Regions from separate parts of the Homo sapiens genome. Here region 2 is linked to region 1. Evidence: read pairs that join two places in POLR2A ChIA-PET (ENCODE). Cell type or tissue: OCI-LY7. All regions are shown on one strand. Each heading gives the region's core, and the rest is flanking DNA. Links, peaks and the distances in the headings are about the cores only.

Region 1 (10,796 bases), core at 1,632-9,631:
TACATGTAAGATAGCATGACTGAAATGACTAAGCAGTGGTCTAAGTTAAACTGCTAAAGAGGCTTGCAATAGCACAATTCCATACTATTGAGAGGCTTGATGATCTGAAGCCTGACAAATTTATTTGCAGAAAATCTGGCTTTGCCAGAAACATTGACAGGCCATTTATAGCCAACCCTGTTTTGTTCAGGAGGCTAAAACTATTATGGGTATAAAATACTGAAAAATGTTTTCCCCCCTGTTTTTTAGTTTTGCACCTGGAAGGAAATAATGTAGCTTCTGCATGAATACTAGTGGGATATCATGGGAGACTGTATCATATCATAAGGGGGAATTAGAAGTCCAGAAGTTAGGGAACTTGGGCCAGGGTAAGGAAGGAGTGAAGCACCTGAGTGTATTTATCCCAGAGAAAAAGTGTGATGGAAAGAACACAAATGCTGTCATAAAATATTGGAAAGAGCCATTACAGAGGAAATGATTAGATAGATACTCTGTTCTGGAAGGCACATCACTGGGCACAAAATGAAGTTATTGGATTGAATGATCTCTAAGTTCCCCTAAGTAAACTTCTGGTGCTCTAAAGTTAGAGGAGAGAGGCTGTGGCTCAGCACAAGGGAATACTTTCTGTAAAAATGAGTTTGCCTTCAATGGACAGAGACCTCAATCCCTGGAGACATTTTGACATTCAGAAGGAGGCTGGATAGCCATTTAGGAAGGATGTGGAGGACATGCCTACATTGTCAGGGAAATCAAACTCTATGACAGCAGAGGACTTTCCAATTTAAGATATCAAATAAAAGATATTTAATTGTTTACTAGGGTGTGTTATAAAAAGTGATAAATAAGGGATCTTATAAATCGGGGGTCTGTCTGTGTGTCCTTCATTGTCAGTGGGAATAGCTACGATTTAAGTGGTGATCGTTGTCATTGTCTTCTTTTCTCTTGCTTGGAAAGTGCTAGGAAGGAGCTTTTCTAGTACCTTTGGATTAATAGTCATATTTTCCAATTTATTGTCCTTTTTGTTCTTTATAACCATCTGTGAACAGTTTTTATAGCAGCTACACAACCAAAGTTGCATACTAGCTTGCACCAAGAAAATCCTATACTCAGCCTGGAATGAGGATATCATTGGGTTCTATTTTGCAGATAGCATGTGATAAACTGATTGACAAAGTCTAGAAATAAACCAGGATCATGTTGACATTTAAGAACCTGACAGACAGATGGTACCAGCACAATATTGAGCTCTTAACGAGGTCATAAGCCTATAACAAGTTCTGATGATTTCTGACCTTCTGAGAAGCTATACTGCCTGACTCTAGGACAAAACATTGCTGGATTTTGGAGAATATTTTCATTATCAACCAACTGTAAATTCTCCAAGTCAAAGAATAAGATTAGTAACAGTAAGCCCACTGCACCCTCCACTCACTGACATTGAAGTGAAGTTCATCCCAACACAGTTATGAAATGGCTAAACATGTAAATTTAATACACACAAATTAAAATAACTATTATACGTTAAGCAAGAGGTAGAAGACAGAAAGAAAGGCCAGAAGAAAAAAATGGCTATATTAGGATGCTTTCAGTTGCAAGCAGCAGAAAATTTATCTCAAAATGGCCTAAGCAAAGGGAATTTATTGGCTTATATACTGAAAATTTTAGGCTTAGCTGGCTCCAAGGAGGCAGCTACTGTCAGAACAACGGTCCCACCCCCTCCTATCCCACCTTGATCTCTGTATCTCTCAGCTTGGCTTCGTTCTCAGATTTCCTCTGCCTGGCATCCCCCAGAAGCTCCAGGTTTACATTCTCCCAATTTCAAGTCAAACAGAGACAATACTCTTGCCCAGCAATTTTATCACAAGTTCCTAAGTTGAATTTCATTGTCTTGGCTTGGGTCATGTGCCCTTTCTTTCACTAATGGTAGAGACCTAAAGATGAGTAAGCAGGCCAGGCGCGGTGTCTCCGCCTGTAATCCCCGCACTTTGGGAGGCCGAGGTGGGTGGATCACGAGGTCAGGAGATCGAGACCATCCTGGCTAACACGGTGAAACCCCACCTGTACTGAAAATACAAAAAATTAGCTGGGCATGGTGGCGGGCGCCTGTAGTCTCAGCTACTTGGGAGGCTGGGGCAGGAGAATGGTGTGAATCCGGGAGACGGAGGTTGCAGTGAGCTGAGATCGCGCCACTGCACTCCAGCCTGGGCGAAAGAGCGAGACTCCATCTCAAAAAAAAAAAAAAAAAAAAAAAAGATGAGTAAGTAAGGTCAGCACCTAAACTACACAGAAAGTGGAAAAACTAGGAAAGAAGGGGGAATTAATGTCAGGTGGGCAAAACCACAGATGTCTACTTGCCTAGAACAGCTCAAGAAATGTGGTGACACCATGGATGGCTGTGGAACTGCTAGAGCCCACAGACCCAGGCAGCTGCAGGACCAGAGTTTGCTGTTTTATGAACCGAAGCTTCAGGCTCACCCACCATGGATGAGGATGCAGCAGCTCTAAGAATATCAAGCAATTCTGGGGTCTGGATAGTCTTTAGTCCAAGAAGAGGTGTCAGGCACACTTGGCAAAAGAAGATCCCATGTTCTCAGAGTGGCCTGATCAAGTGTAAGTGCACACACGTTGGAGTTTATTATATTATAGTATTGTCATCTTAGGAAACAAAGGACAACTCTGTGAGAGTATATGGGTGTGCACAGATGTTCATATGCAAGTGCCAGTGACCTTGGTGCTGTATCATTGAGAAAGAAGCCCTTAGAACAGCAAATATAACGCCAAGCAATGGTCCTGGAAATACATCCTTCACATAGCAATGGGGAGAAAAGAGATGCGACAATAAGTATCAAAGAGAGGTAGACTCCTTTCTGAGTGGAGGGATGGGGGTAGAGTGGGGGAGGTAAAATTACTCCTTGGGAAAGAAGGAGAGATACTAGAACACTGCTTCTGCTCCATTTTGGAGATGAGTGAATAGGTCTGGGCAAAGTAAAGCTTTTCAGCAAGTTGAAAAGTCGGTTCTTCAAGGAAGGGAAAAAGCCAAAGTGGGAAAAACAAGGGTAAAATTAGGTTTCTTTAAAGGCCTGAAATGAGCCATTGAGTTTTAGGAGCCATGGATTTGATTTTAAGCACATGAAGCGGGCACTGGCGTGTGTGTTCCTTGGGGCAACCCCTTTTGCCCATTATTACCAGCATTTGTCAAAATAAGGTGTGGATGTGCTTTAAAACAAGCATTTGTATTTTTTCATGCTAAAAAATATTAAAGCCCATCAATGGCTTAGAAGGAAAATTATGTTCCTATCTTCCAGCTCCTTTTCTATGAAGTCCACCAGAAAAAGAAGGAAGAAAGGAAGGGAAGGAGGGAGACAGGGAGGGAGGGAGAGAGGAAAAGAAAGAGAGAACGTTTATGTATTAGTTTGCAAGGGCAGCCATAACAAAGTACCAAAAACTGGGTGACTTACACAGTGAAATTTGTTGTCTCACAGCTCTGGAGGTTAGAAGTCTGAGATGGACTCACTTATATGTGGAATCCAACACAGTTGAACTCACAGAAGCAGAGAGCAGAACAGTGGTTACCAGAGGCTGGGGGTGCTAGGGGGAATGGGGAGATGAGAGTCAAAGGGTAAAGAACTGTTAGATAGAAGGAATAAGTTTGATTTTTTACAAGGTATATTGGACAGTCTCCCAAATATAGCTAATAATTGAGTACAGTACATTATAATATCACTAAGAGAATAAATTTCAAATGTTCTGTCATCACAAAAAAGATAAATATTTGAGGTAATGGATATATTAAGTAGCTTGATTTAATCATTCCACATTGTATTTATAAATTGTAACATCACTTTGTACCCCATAAATATATACAACTATAATTTGTCAATATATAATAAAAATAGAAAAAAAGAAGTCTGAGATGGAGGTGTCAGCATTGTTGGTTCCTTCTGAGGGTTATGAGGGAGAGTCTGTTTCATGCCCCTCCCCCAGCTTCTGTTGGTTTGATGGCTGATAGAAACAACACCCAAGTCTGTGCCTTCATCTTCACATGGTGTTCTCTCTCTGTGGTTGTCTGTGTCCCAGTGTCCCCTTTTGATAAGGACGTCAGTCATATTGGACTAGGGTCCACCTGCCGACCTCATCTTAACAAATTACATCTGCAACAACCCTATTTTCAAATAAAGTCATACTCTGAGGTACTAGGGATTAGGACTTTGATATATGAATTTGATGGGTGGAGCACAATTCAACCCACATCAGTCCATAATATCTGTTCATAGTCCAGAGCTTATAAGCGGCAGCACCTTTTGCTCCAGTGTTAGAATGCTAGAGCTAAATATATGCTTATTACAGTGATTGGGGGTTGGGGAGGAGGGGGTAGGTTTCAGAATTCCCTTCTTCTCATCACTGAGATCATCATCCTGATTACTAATGGATATAAAACCAGAATCTTCAGCTTGAATGATTTATATAATCTTTTAGAGCAACAAATTGAAGAAAAATCAAAATTCTTTTTGTATAAAAGGGACTGATTCTTTAACTTTCCAATGGGAGAGAAAACCATTTGTCACTTTACTTTCAATAAGGACAAAAAAAATAGTATTCTCTCCATTTCTCTTTTCTGAGGGAGATGTATGGGAAGGGAGTGGGTTAATTCCTAGTTTGACTTTTGAGAGCAACTTCTCCTGTTGCTCATACAAACCAAGTGATGACATGCCATTGGAAATGCCCACTTGCCCAGTGTGAGTGAGGCTTTGTGCTGAACAAAAGGAAGACAGCTCTACATTAAACCACAGGTCCTTTGTGGGGCAGACAAGAATAACATGCATGATTGCAACCCATAAATAATATACTGCATATCATCTGCATTTTGTCTACTCTTTAGGACAGAAGCAGCTATTGCTCGACAAGTTAGTGTTAATGCTTTACTCCTAATTCCAGGGCCAAGTCTTGCAGAGAGTGGTGTTTCCCTGCACTTCTTCCTCTCCCTATATTTTCAGTCCAGCCAAGCATAAATAAGTGGGCAATTTCTATCCTGATCGCTGAAGCTCTAAAGATAGGGCACTGAACCCACTAAATGATGAATACATGCCATATGGAGCTAACGGCAAGTTCCAATGCAAATTATCACCGTATTGCTCTCTGCAATGCAGATAAAAAGTCCCTTGTGTCATCTCTTTGTACTGAGCTGTGTGTATCTGGAAACAGCTAAAACCACTGAGAAAAGTGGAACATTTTATTTCATCTGAAAAGGACTGGGTATCGCTTGCATTAATGGTAAGCGAATGTTTTAAAAACATTATTTAATATTGCACACCATTTATTTCATTTGGAATCTCTTATTTTAAACACATGTTTGAATCCTTTCGGCCAGCTGTATTAACAGTGCAGTGCAGTGTACAAAAGTTGTCAAAAGACCCTGGTTTGGGTTCCTTTAAAGACATAAATATTTGTCAAGCACTTACTATGTACCAACAAGTGTTCTAGGTACTTTACATAAGTTACATCATTTACTCCTCATAACAACTCTAAAGACAAGCCCTATTATCCCCACTTTATATATAAAGAAACCATTCAACTGGTAACTAAAAGAGCTGTATTCAAATCCACACTGCCAACCCAAAGTCTACGCTCTTTCCACCACTTAATGCTACCTCCTGTCTTCAGCTGTTTTGACTTGAAGCAGACATAAATCCTCTCCAGGTCTCTTTTTCTTTATTCTTAAACAGGAGGATTGAATTAAATATTCTCTAAGATCCCTGCCAGTTCTAAACACTGTCTTTCTATGATCATTTCCCCTTTAATTTATAAGATGAAAGTAAACTTTTTATTTAAATACTGTCTTTCTTCTTCAAACCCAAAGGCATTTTTCCTATTGATGGAAGGAGGTAGAAAACCTTCGTTTTGAATATTGGAAATAATAAAGTTCAGAAACTGTTTTGCCTTGAGCTCATCTCCCTTGTTCACCTATGTGAAGTCTTCTAGTAGTACAAAAGAGATGTAGGAAAATCCCAGTTGTACTAGCAGAAGTCTGAAGTTCCCAGATAATCTATAGGTGGGTCGTAATAGATGGGTTTCCCATCTGTGTAGAAGTATAAACTGTTTAGGAATTCCAAGTAGCCACTTATTATTTGCCTAATTTTCTAGGTATTTCTATCTAGGTTCAATACAAATGCATTGTGATTTGACATATCAATTTCTCAGTGAACTCTCCCAATTTTTTTTGTGGATTGATGTGCCAATCTAAGTACGAGAGTCCAGCTATGTTCTATGAAATGGTTTGTAAGGGTTCCAATACAAAGAAAAAAGATATTCCTTTAAAGATACTGCTAAAGACTCCAGAATCTGCACAGACCCGCTATGAAAAGATCAAGGAGACAAGAGTTAGTGTGTCCTTATAAAGTATGAGGTTGAATAGATTGAAAGAAAGATAGTAAGAGTGAGTCAGTCCCAAAGTAGTTACTGTCAAAGTTTTCAAGTGAAATGAGCTGATAGGTGGCTTCTTTACCATACTGGATAAGTACATTAACTATCAGATGTGCCTACTTTTGAAAGAAGAGAGGGACTTTCATAGACAAGTAGACTCTGGAAATTATTCCTCAGCTTTCTTTCTCACTGGAACTTAACTTTCACAAAAGCAGCAAAGTGATATATCCAGTAGTATATTTTTAAAAATGAATTATCTCTCTTGGGCTCTGATTTTTGGTTTGAGAGAGAATTACTGAATAAAGTAATTTAATATTGGATGTAAAAATTGGATATTTCCAATAGCATGAGAGAGTAATGCCATCTCCTTCCTTACAGTTTGTAAATTTAATCAGCAATGTTATATACTCTACGCTCCCCTCAGAAGCAACAGAAAGGGAGGGAATCAGTATTTACTGAGTATCTTCTATGTGTTGGACATTTATTTTATTTTATTAAAAATTTTTTTCATTGACACATAATTATACATCTTTATGGGGTACATAGTGATGTTTTGTATATGTATAACATATAGTGATCAGATCAGGGTAATTCACTATTATCTCAAACATTTATCATTGCTTTGTATTGGGAACATTCAATATCCTCCTTCTATTTAAAACTACATGTTATTATTAAATGCAGTCATCCTGCAGTGTTATAGAACACTAAAACTTATTCCTTCTATTTAGTTGTAATGTTGTATCCTTTAATAAATCTCCCCCTATTCCCCTCTTTCTCTTATGCTTCCCAGCCTCTAGTATCTTCTGTTCTACTTTTCACTTCTATGAGATCAACTTTTTTTTTTTAGCTTCCACAGATGAGAACAGGCAATGTTTAACTTTCATTCATCACTTTGCCTTTCCTCCTACCCAGGCTAATCACAGAAAAAGCATAAGAAACCAAACACTTCTGAAATGGGCAAATCAAAATGAGATCATTTTTTTCATCTTCTTCACAAACTGGAAATTGTACATTAATCCCCCTTTTTGGTCGAGGAGTGATGCAGGACTACATGCAAGTTTTGGAATGACTCTTCTGGCTTTGCTTCATGAAGGGTCCTGGTATGCATACTGAGAAGGTCATTTTAATAAAACCCCAAGTAAGAATGTGTGCATCCCATTACTCAGGAGTCCCAGAATTGCATGCATATGTTTGAATCATTTGAAGCCTGTTATTTTTTAATAGTCACTAAGCCAGCACAAATATTTTAAAAATTAGAAAGAACTTTCAAAGCCTATAGTTATTTTTATCAAAGTGCCTTTAAATGCAATAACTCAAGTCAGTTGGTCTGATTGAAACACAGAAACTTCAGTGCCTCCTCAGTGAGCTGTGGAAACAAGAAATATCAGTATGTATAACCTAAATAGAGAAAAAATCAAATATGACAGAAATAAAAGGAGGCTGGTTCAGAATCTATTATGATATATCTTCATGAAACAAAAATAGCTATTACTGAAATAATTTTTTAGGCTTGGTGTGGTGGCTCACGCCTGTAATTCCAGCACTTTGGGAGGCCGAAGTGGGCAGATCGCTTGAGGCCAGGAGTTCAAGACCTGCCTGGGCAACACAGTGAAACCCTGTCTCTACTAAAATTACAAAAATTAGCCGGGCATTGGTGGCACACACCTGTAATTCCAGCTACCCGGGAGGCTGAGGCAGGAGAATTGCTTGAACCCAGGAGGTGGAGGTTGCCGAGAGGTAACCGAGGTCTCGGAGATAACCGAGATTGTGCCACTGCACTCTAGCCTAGGCAACAGAGCAAGACTCTGTCTCAAAATAATAATAATAATAATTTTAAAAATTGTGTCTATTTTCATTAACAAGAATCCAAATCTTATGGCTATATTATGATTACATTATTATCAAATTCTGACTTTTTCCTGATGAAACCATTTGATTGCATGTTTATTTGTTCTTGTGTTTAAAGTGACGTTTTAGTCCTTAATGGATGAATGATAAAGTATACACAGAAAGCATTAATAGTTACTACTAAAAAGCAGTAGTGTTTATAACTTTAGGAAGTGAAAAAGAGTTATCAGGCTTTGTTAGTCTTTCATATTTCTTCTTATGACAGAATCTGCATGAATGTTTTTAAAGTTTCTTGGTTCATAAGAGAACTGTGCTAAGTCCACTTTTTAATCACATTTGGTATTGTCTATAATAGTTGAAGTTTCAGGCAGACCTGCTGAAGAGTAGAAGGACTGGGCCATCTTTCAATAATCTGGGAGGCTGTGAAAGCAGTCTAGTTAACAGTCACCTGCAGCATAGCACTTAGCAGACAAAGCCTCTGGGTGCCTCCTTGGGGGTAGCAGAAAAAGCCCAACTGGGGATGATGGAGTATATGTGTCTTTAAAAATAGGGGTTTTGAAGTGAAAAAAATAATTGTTGTGGCTGGGCACGGTGGCTCACGCTTGTAATCCCTGCACTTTGAGAGGCCGAGGGAGGTGGATCATGAGGTCAGGAGTTCAAGATGGACCTGGCCAAGATGGTGAAACCCTGTCTCTACTAAAAATACAAAAATTAGCTGGGTGTGGTGGTGGGCACCTGGAATCCCAGCTACTTGGGAGGCTGAGACAGGGAGAATTGCTTGAACCCAGGAGGTGGAGGTTGCAGTGAGCCGAGATCATGCCACTGCACTCCAGCCTGGGCGACAGAGCAAGACTCCATCTCAAATAAATAAATTAATTAAATAAAAAAAATTGTTATACAAGATTGAGTAAGACTGTGAACAAATACCACTTACAAAGCCACATAAGGCTCTCATAACCAAGAATGGATGGTTTTTAAACTTTGTCTCCTACCAGGGAGACAAAGTCCTTTGCGCCCCTCAAGAAACACTTAACTAACCATATGGATTTAGTCAAGGTCAGGAAACTGAGACAGAATGAAAAAGAAATAAGAATCCCACTGGACACCTATTTCAAAGGAAGGATTTTGCCCTCTCCCCATACACCAATCAAATTTGAAACCTGCAGTGTTTAGAATTTTGTCACTGATCTTAGCTGATATGAAAATGCCAGGGAGAGGAGACAGGTGCTGTGATGACAAATGCATTTGTACAGTTCTAGATGTTTGCTATTATTGGCAATCTTTTGGAAGATCAAATCAAGAGCCCTTGCGTGCCCTCAGGTTAACTTAGAAAGTTGTTCCATCTAGAAAGAGGGCTTTAATTTTTTGAAAGAGTGAACTTGCCTCCAAGCCAATTAAAAATGCCCCTTTCTTTTTATCCTTCATAAGCTGACTGTGTTAGTTAGAATTAAATATCTTTATATGTGACAGAAAAAAATCCCACCAAAATAACTTTGTCTTATATGATTACTTCTGTCTCATATGAAAGAAGTCTGGTGATAGGCAGTTCAGGGCAAATGTAGTGCCTCTACAAATTTGTGAGAGACCCAGGCTTCTTCCAGCTTGATACTTTGCCATCCCTTATCCTCATGGTCCAAGATAGTCGCTAAAGCTCTAGCCAACCCATCTGTATCCCGTCAACAGAAAGGAAAGGCACACTCCCTCCCTTGGAGGAGACTTTCTAGAAGTTATACACAAGACTTAGCCAAACTTAGGCACATAGCCATATCTGGTTGTAAAGGAGGCTGGCAGGTCATTAGCTGAGTGAAAATGGCTCACTTAGAAATTGGGGTTTTTATTTCTAGAGAAGAAAAAAGGAGAATGGGTATTGACAGGCAACTAACAATATTTGCTTCTGAACTCCTCCAGACCTCCTAAATTTTCCCCTCAACTGAAAATCCTCTAATCCACTACCTTAATTTTACTGATAAATGAACAGAATGGTGTTAAACCTAAGTGACTTGTCCCAGGCTGCAGGTTGGAGGCCAGGAAAAACTAGAACCCACATCTCAAAACTTTAAGAGTAGGGAACATTCATATTTTAAATTTCTGTATTAGAATATTATATTTTGCTGAGCTCTAGCATATTCAGTTTTCTTGTGACTTTTAGTAAAATGTGGCTGCAGTGGTTTCTTTCTATATCGTTTTATTTTTCTTAATGGCTTTATTGAGATATAAATCAAATACAGTATCTCCTAGTAATAGTGTACAATTTAGTGGTTTTTAGTATGTTCAGAGTTGTGCAACCATCATCACTATGTAATTTTAGGTCATTTTTATCGCTTCAAAAAGAAGCCAATATTTATTAGCAGTAACTCCTTCATGTGCCTGAACTTTCTGTCTCTGTGGATTTGTCTTTTACGGACATTTCATATAAAAGTAATCATACAATATGTGTCTTTTGCAACTGGCTTCTTTCACTTAACATAGTTTTCAAGGTTCATCCATGTTATAGCGTGAATCAATGCTTCATTCATTTTTATTGC
Region 2 (8,000 bases), core at 1-8,000, 710 kb before region 1:
TGTGGTGGCATGCCTTTGTAATCCCAGCTACTCAGGAGTCCAAGGCACGAGAATCGCTTGAACCTGGGAGACAGAGGTTGCACTGAGCTGCTGCACTCCAGCCTGGGCAACAGAGTGAGACTGTCTAAGAAAAAAGAAGTTTATATGATGGAATTATACAGTAAATAATCTGTATCTATTTTCATTTAGCATTGTATCTATGAAATTCATGCATGTTTTATCTATTAATATTTTTTTTGGCCGGGCTCGGTGGCTCACGCCTGTAATCCCAGCACTTTTGGAGGCTGAGGCAGGTGGATCACTAGGTCAGGAGTTCAAGACCAGCCTAGGCAAAGATGGTGAAACCCCATCTCTACTAAAAATACAAAAATTAGCTGGGCATGGTGGCAGGCGCCTGTAATCCCAGCTACTCAGGAGGCTGAGGCAGAGAATTGCTTGAACCTGGGAGGCAGAGGTTGCAGCAAGCTGAGATCGTGCCACTGCACTCCAGCCTGGGCGACAGAGCGAGACTCCATCTCAAAAAAAAAAAAAAAAAAAAGTTTGTTTTAAATAGGATATTTTTTAGAGCAATTTTAGGTTTATAGAAAAAACTGAAGGGAAAATACAGAGAGCTCCCATAAACCCTCTCACCTTCCTCCCCCTTGCAGTTTCCCCTATTAATATCTTGCATTGATGTGGTAGATTAATTGCAATTGATGACCCAATATTGATGTTATTATTAATTAAAGTCCATTGTTTACATTAGCGTTCACTCTGCTTCAGCTATTTATCTTTCTCTCCCTCCTCCTTCCTGAACCCCTGGCAATCACTGATCTCTTTACCGTCTTCACAGTTTTACCTTTTTTAGATTGTCATCTAGGTGGAATCATACAATATATAGCCTTTTTAGAATGGCTTCTTTCACTGAATTATATGTATTTAAGATTCTTTCCTGGCCTTTCATGGCTCGATAGCTCATTTCTTTCTTTTTTTTTTTTTTTTTTTTTTGTATTTTAATTATTTGACTCTAATTTTCCTCTTTGGGAACTCTTAGATAAGCTCATTTCTTTTTAGTACTAAATAATATTTCTTTGTCTAGATATACTCCGGTTTTATTTATCTGTTCACCTACTGAAGGACATTTTGGTTGCTTCTAACTTTTGGCAATTATGAATAAAACTGCTATAAAAAACCACATACGTGTTTTTGTGTGGATGTAATTTTTCAATTCATTTGGGGAGGTATCAAGGAGAGTGATTGCTGGATTTTATGCATATGGCAAGAGTATGTTTAGTTTCTTAAGAAACTGCCAAAGTTTTATCCAAAGTGGCTATTCCATTTTCCACTCCCACCAGCAGTGGATGAGAGTTCCAGTTGTTCCACATTTTTGTCAACATTTGGTGTTGCTTTTTCTGCATCTATTGATAGAATTATATGATTTTTTTATATGATCTTTCTGTAAATTTCTTTATAAGCACTGCTTTTGATGCATTTTACAATTTAGGTTGTATTTTCATTAAAATATTTCATTAAAACATTTAAATTATTTCACTAAAATATTTAAAAATTTCTCTAGACTTCTTCTTTGACCTTTATATTATTTTAAAATGTGTTGTTTAATCTCCAAGTATTGTGGGGTTTTTCAGCCATCTTTCTGTTTTTGATTTCTAGTTTAATTTCATTGAGGTCTAAGAGCATACTTCGTATAATTTCTATTCTTTTACAATTGTTAAGTTGTGTTTTATGGCCCAGAATGTGGTCTGTCTTGGTCGTTGTTCCATGTGAGTTTGAGAAGAATGCATCTTCTGCTACTGTTGGATGAAGTATTTTGTAAATATGAATTAGATCCAGGTGATTAGTAGTGGTGTTCATTTCAGCTGTGTTCTGCCTACTGGATCTGTCAGTTACTGATAGAAGGGTATTGAATTCTCCAACTATAAAAGTGGATTTGTCAATTTTACTTTGCAGTTCTATCGGTTTTTGCGTCTCATATGTTTTATACCAGTTAAAATGCATACTAGGGTAGCTTTAAAAAAAAGGAAAATCAGTCAGTTAATAGAGTAACTAAAAAAAAAAAAAGAAAAAAATACATACTGTCAGAGTGAATCAAAAGACAAATACCCAACTAACTATATGTTGTCTATAAAAAACCCATTTTAAATACAAAGAACATAAATATAAAAAAGATAAAGATACACCATGCTGACACTAACCAAGTGAAAGTGGGAGTAGCTACATTAATTTCAGACTGAACAGACTTCAGAGCAAGAAAAGTTATTAGGGATCAAAGAAGAGTATTACACAATGATAAAGAGGTCAGTTCTCCAAAAAAACATGTCTTTAATGTGTATATTCTTAACAATAAGCATCAAAATATCTGAGGAAAAAACTGATAGAACTGCAAGGAGAAATAGATGAATCCACTATTTATAGTTGAAGTCTTCAGCACTCCTATCAGTAATGGACAAATGTAGCAGGCAAAAAATCACCAAGGATATAGCTGAAGTGAACAGGATCATTAATCAACTAAATCTAAGTAACATTTATGTACTACTACAGTGGGAGAAAAAGGGAGAGATGAAGAGGTGGAACACAGAATTTTTAGTAGTAAACCATAATATAAACTATAGACTTTGGTAGATAATGATATGTCATTATTGGTTCATGCATTGTAACAAATGTACCACAGTGATGTGGGATTTTTTTTTTTTTTTGAGACGGAGTCTCACTCTGTTGTCCAGGCTGGGGTACAGTGGTGTGGTCTCGGCTCACTGGAACCTCTGCCTCCTAGGTTGAAGCAATTCTTCTGCCTCAGCCTCCGGAGTAGCTGGGATTACAGGTGCGTACCACCACCAGCTAATTTTTTGTATTTGTAGAGATGGGGTTTCACCATGTTGGCCAGGCTGGTCTCGAACTCCTGACCTCGTGATCTGCCCACCTCGGCCTCCCAAAGTGCTGGGATTACAGGCATGAGCCACCATGCCTGGCCATGATGTGGGATATTAATGGTGGGGTAAGCTTTGTTTGTGTGGGAGGGTCTTCTGGAACTCTGTAGTTTTAAGCTCAATTTTGTTATGAATCTAAAACTGCTGTAAAAAATAAAGTTTGCTTTTTTTTTTTTTTTTTTTTTTGAGACAGTTTCACTCTTGTTGCCCAGGCTGGAGTGCAGTGGCACGATCTCGGCTCACTGCAACCTCCGCCTCCTGGGTTCAAGCAATTCTCCTGCCTCAGCCTCCTGAGTAGCTGGGATTACAGGCATGTGCCACAGCACCTGGCTAATTTTGTATTTTTAGCATAGATGGGGTTTCTTCATGTTGGTTAGGCTGGTCTCGAACTCCCAACCTCAGGTGATGTGCCCGCCTCGGCCTCCCAAAGTGCTGGGATTACAGGCATGAGCTGCCGCGCCTGGCCAGTCTGCTAATTTTTAAAAATGCATTTGGAACCCAATTGTTTCTAAAGGTATTCTATGGTTTCTTTTTTGTAGAAGTATTTCCATTAGATCTGTATTATTGATGTATTACTACTAGGTAAAAATATAGAATTGTTTTGCTCTGATATTAAAGTTGACATTGGGCCCAGTGTGGTGGCTCATGCCTGTAATCCCAGCACTTTGGGAGGCCGAGACAGGCCGATCACTTGAGGCCCACAGTTTGAGACCAGCCTGGCCCATGTGGTGAAACCCCATCTCTACTAAAAATACAAAAATTAGCCCAGGGGGTGGTGGTGTGTGCCTGTAATCCCGGCTACTAAGGAGGCTGAGGCTCAAGAGTTGCTTGAACCTGGGAGGCAGAGGTTGCAGTGAGCCGAGATAGTGCTGCTGCACTCCAGTCTGGGCAACACAGGGAGATTCTGTCTGAAAAAAAAAAAAAAGTTGACATTGAGCCAGGCATGGTGGATCATTCCATATAGTCCCAGAGCTTTGAGAGGCTGACGCAGGAGGATCACTTGAGGCCAGGAGTTTGAGACCAGCCTGTGAAACATAGTGAAACCCCACCTCTAAAAAAATAAAGTTGACATTATTTGAAAGTATATTTATTGCTAGATGCCATTTATCCACGTTTGTTTGTTGTAATCACCAAGCCTTGTTTTGAAATACTACTCTAATAAACTAAAAGCTTAGTGGAAAAAGCTATGTTTTACCTACCAAAGAGTATCAGGAACTGACTTTCTGTGGTTTATTTTTAGTGCCAACTTTAAATACTCTTCAAGCAGCAAGAATAAATTAATGGTTGTACAAATGTGAAATTTTAGGGGACTTATTTGGGACTAAAAGACAGGCTTTGGGGTTGATTAATATCAAGGTTTTTTCCTTCAAATATTGAGCTCCCAATTTCAGTTACTTAATTAGCAATTTACTAAAAAATGGTATCATTATCTTGAGGTTCATTCTATTTATTTATTTTAAAATAACAGTCATTTTGCTCTTGAATCTGAACTGTAGGCAGTGCTAAGAGGAAAAGTTCCTCTCCTTAAGGTGTTTGCTTGACTAGGGGCTGAAGGATCTACTTCTAACATGTCTCATTCATCTGACTGGCAGTTTAATGCTTGCTATTGACTGGGAGCTCAGCCAAGACTGAGGGGTGAAGGACAGAGTTCTTTTGACATGGTTCTTCATAAGCTGTTTTTAGCACAGTGCCTAGGTTCTAAGAGAGACAAAGGGGAAGTTGTCAGTTTCCTAAGACTTGAGCCAGAAAATTGGCATAGCATCACTTCTGCTATAATTTTTTAAAATGTGGATGGATATTTTGATATAGGCATTCAATGTCTAATAATCATATCAGGGGAAATGGGATATCCATCACCTCAAGTATTTATCCTTTGTGTTAGAAACAATCAATTACACTCTTTTAGTTACTGTAAAATATACAATTAAATTATTACTGACTATAGCCACCCTGTCATGCTATCAAGTACTACGTCTTATTTATTCTTTCTATATTTTTGTACCCATTAGTGATCCCCACTTCCACTGCCCCCACCTCCCACTATCCTTCCCAGCCTCTGGTAACCATCTGTCTACCCTCTTTCTCCCTGAGTTCAATTGTTTTAATTTCTAGCTCCCACAAGTAAGTGAGAATAGGCCAGAATGTAATCCCAGCACTTTGGGAGGCTGAGGCGGGTGGATCACGAGGTCAGGGGTTCGAGATCAGCCTGTCCAACATGGTGAAACCCCGTCTCTACTAAAAATACAAAAATTAGCCAGGCATGGTGGCAGGTACCTGTAACCCCAGCTACTCAGGAGGCTGAGGCAGGAGAATCACTTGAACCTGGGAGGCAGAGATTGCAGTGAGCCGAGATCACGCCACTGCACTCTAGCCTGGGCAACAGAGCAAGACTCCATCTCAAAAAAACAAACTAAAAATAGAGCTAGCATATAATTCAGCAATCCCACTGCTAGGTATATTCCCAAAAGAAACAAAATCAGGATATCGAAGAGATATCTGCACTCCCATGTGAGCCACCGCGCCCGGCCTATTTTTAGTTTTTTGAGGAACTCCAAACTGTTTTCCATAGTGGTTGTACTAATTTACCTTCCCACCAACAGTGTACAAGGGTTCCCTTTTCTCTGTATCCTCACCAGAATTTGTTATTGCCTGTCTTTTGGATATAAGTCATTTTTTTTTTTTTATTATACTCTAAGTTTTAGGGTACATGTGCACATTGTGCAGGTTAGTTACATATGTATACATGTGCCATGCTGGTGCGCTGCACCCACTAATGTGTCATCTAGCATTAGGTATATCTCCCAATGCTATCCCTCCCCCCTCCCCCGACCCCACCACAGTCCCCAGAGTGTGATATTCCCCTTCCTGTGTCCATGTGATCTCATTGTTCAATTCCCACCTATGAGTGAGAATATGCGGTGTTTGGTTTTTTGTTCTTGCGATAGTTTACTGAGAATGATGGTTTCCAATTTCATCCATGTCCCTACAAAGGATATGAACTCATCATTTTTTATGGCTGCATAGTATTCCATGGTGTATATGTGCCACATTTTCTTAATCCAGTCTATCATTGTTGGACATTTGGGTTGGTTCCAAGTCTTTGCTATTGTGAATAGTGCCGCAATAAACATACGTGTGCATGTGTCTTTATAGCAGCATGATTTATACTCATTTGGGTATATACCCAGTAATGGGATGGCTGGGTCAAATGGTATTTCTAGTTCTAGATCCCTGAGGAATCGCCACACTGACTTCCACAATGGTTGAACTAGTTTACAGTCCCACCAACAGTGTAAAAGTGTTCCTATTTCTCCACATCCTCTCCAGCACCTGTTGTTTCCTGACTTTTTAATGATTGCCATTCTAACTGGTGTGAGATGATATCTCATAGTGGTTTTGATTTGCATTTCTCTGATGGCCAGTGATGATGAGCATTTCTTCATGTGTTTTTTAGCTGCATAAATGTCTTCTTTTGAGAAGTGTCTGTTCATGTCCTTCGCCCACTTTTTGATGGGGTTGTTTGTTTTTTTGTTGTAAATTTGTTTGAGTTCATTGTAGATTCTGGATATTAGCCCTTTGTCAGATGAGTAGGTTGCGAAAATTTTCTCCCATGTTGTAGGTTGCCTGTTCACTCTGATGGTAGTTTCTTTTGCTGTGCAGAAGCTCTTTAGTTTAATTAGATCCCATTTGTCAATTTTGTCTTCTGTTGCCATTGCTTTTGGTGTTTTGGACATGAAGTCCTTGCCCACGCCTATGGATATAAGTCATTTTAACTGGGGTAGGATGATGTCTCACTATAGTTTTGATTTGCATTTCTTTGATGATCAATGATGTTGAGCATCTTTTCATGTATGTTTGCCTTTTTTATTTCTTTTTTTGAGAAATGTCTGTTCAGCTTTTTTTGCCCATTTTAAAATTGGGTTATTAGATTTGTCCTGTAGAGTTGTTTGAGCCCCTTTTATCCTGGTTATTAATCTCTTGTCAGATGGATAGTTTACAAATATTTTCTCCCATTCTGTGGATTGTCTCTTCCCTTTGTTGATGGCTTCCTTTGCTGTGCAGAAGCCTTTTAACTTAATGTGATCCCATTTGTCCACTTTTGCTTTGGTTACCTGTACTTGTGGGGTATTTACTCAAGGAATCTTTGCCCAGTCCAATGGCCTGAAGAGTTTCCCCAATGTTTTCTTGTAGTTTCATAGTTTGAGGTCCTAGATTTAAGTCTCTCATCCATTTTGATTTGATTTTTGTACATGGCGAGAGATAGGGGTCTAGTTTCAGATCTTCTGCATGTTGATATCCAGTTTGCCTAGCACCACTTATTGAAGAGACTGTCTTTTCTCTGTTTTGGCACTTTTGTCGAAAATGAGTTCACTGTACATGGATGGATTTGTTTCTGGGTTCTCTATTCTGTTCCACTGGTCTGTGTGTCTGTTTTTATGCCAGTACCATGTTGTTTTGGTTACTGTATTAGTCCATTTTCACACTGCTGATAAAGACATACCCGAGACTGGAAAGAGAAAGAGGTTTTAATGAACTTACAGTTCCACGTGGCTGGGGAGGCCTCACAGTCATGGCGGAAGGTGAAAGGCACATCTCACATGAAGGTAGACAAGAGAAGAATGAGAGCTTGTGCAGGGAAACTCCTTTATAAAACCATCAGATCTTATGAGATGTATTCACTATTACGAGAACAGCATGGGAAAGACTTGCCCCCATGATTCAATTACCTGCCACTGGGTCCCTCCCACAACCCATGGGAATTCAAGATGAGATTTGGATGGGGACACAGCCAAACCATATCAGTTACTATAGCTCTGTAGTATAATTTGAAGTCAGGTAATGTGATTCCACCAGTTTTGTTCTTTTTGCTCAGGATAGCTTTGGCGATTCTGGGTCTTTTATGGTTCATTATACATTTTAGGATTGTTTTTCTGTTTCTGTGAAGAATGTCATTGGTATTTTGATAGGGATTGCATTGAATCTGTAGATTGCTTTGCATAGTATAGACATTTCAACAATATTGATTCTTCCAATCCATGAACATGGAATATCTTTTCATTTTTTTTGGTGTTACCT

The links. ChIA-PET counts read pairs that join two places held together with the same protein. Peaks named below come from ENCODE experiments on the same cell type or tissue, not always from the same donor. Only the 100,000 strongest peaks of a DNase experiment are listed, where the experiment ranks them.
Region 2: POLR2A ChIA-PET joins it to region 1 with 11 read pairs; 2 of 35 experiments call an interaction of 5 or more read pairs at or near these places.

The regions. Positions count from the first base shown.
Region 1 is chr2:62,681,431-62,692,226 of GRCh38, forward strand. It overlaps a transcript of EHBP1 not described here. Among named protein-coding and RNA genes, the nearest start is that of EHBP1, 19 kb to the right of the region's middle. In OCI-LY7, for the core only: no CTCF peak of the experiment used is centred there; no DNase peak of the experiment used is centred there.
Region 2 is chr2:61,974,154-61,982,153 of GRCh38, forward strand. The region is part of intron 1 of COMMD1 (copper metabolism domain containing 1); the gene reads left to right. Among named protein-coding and RNA genes, the nearest start is that of COMMD1, 72 kb to the left of the region's middle. In OCI-LY7, for the core only: no CTCF peak of the experiment used is centred there; a DNase peak (open chromatin) is centred at 4,598.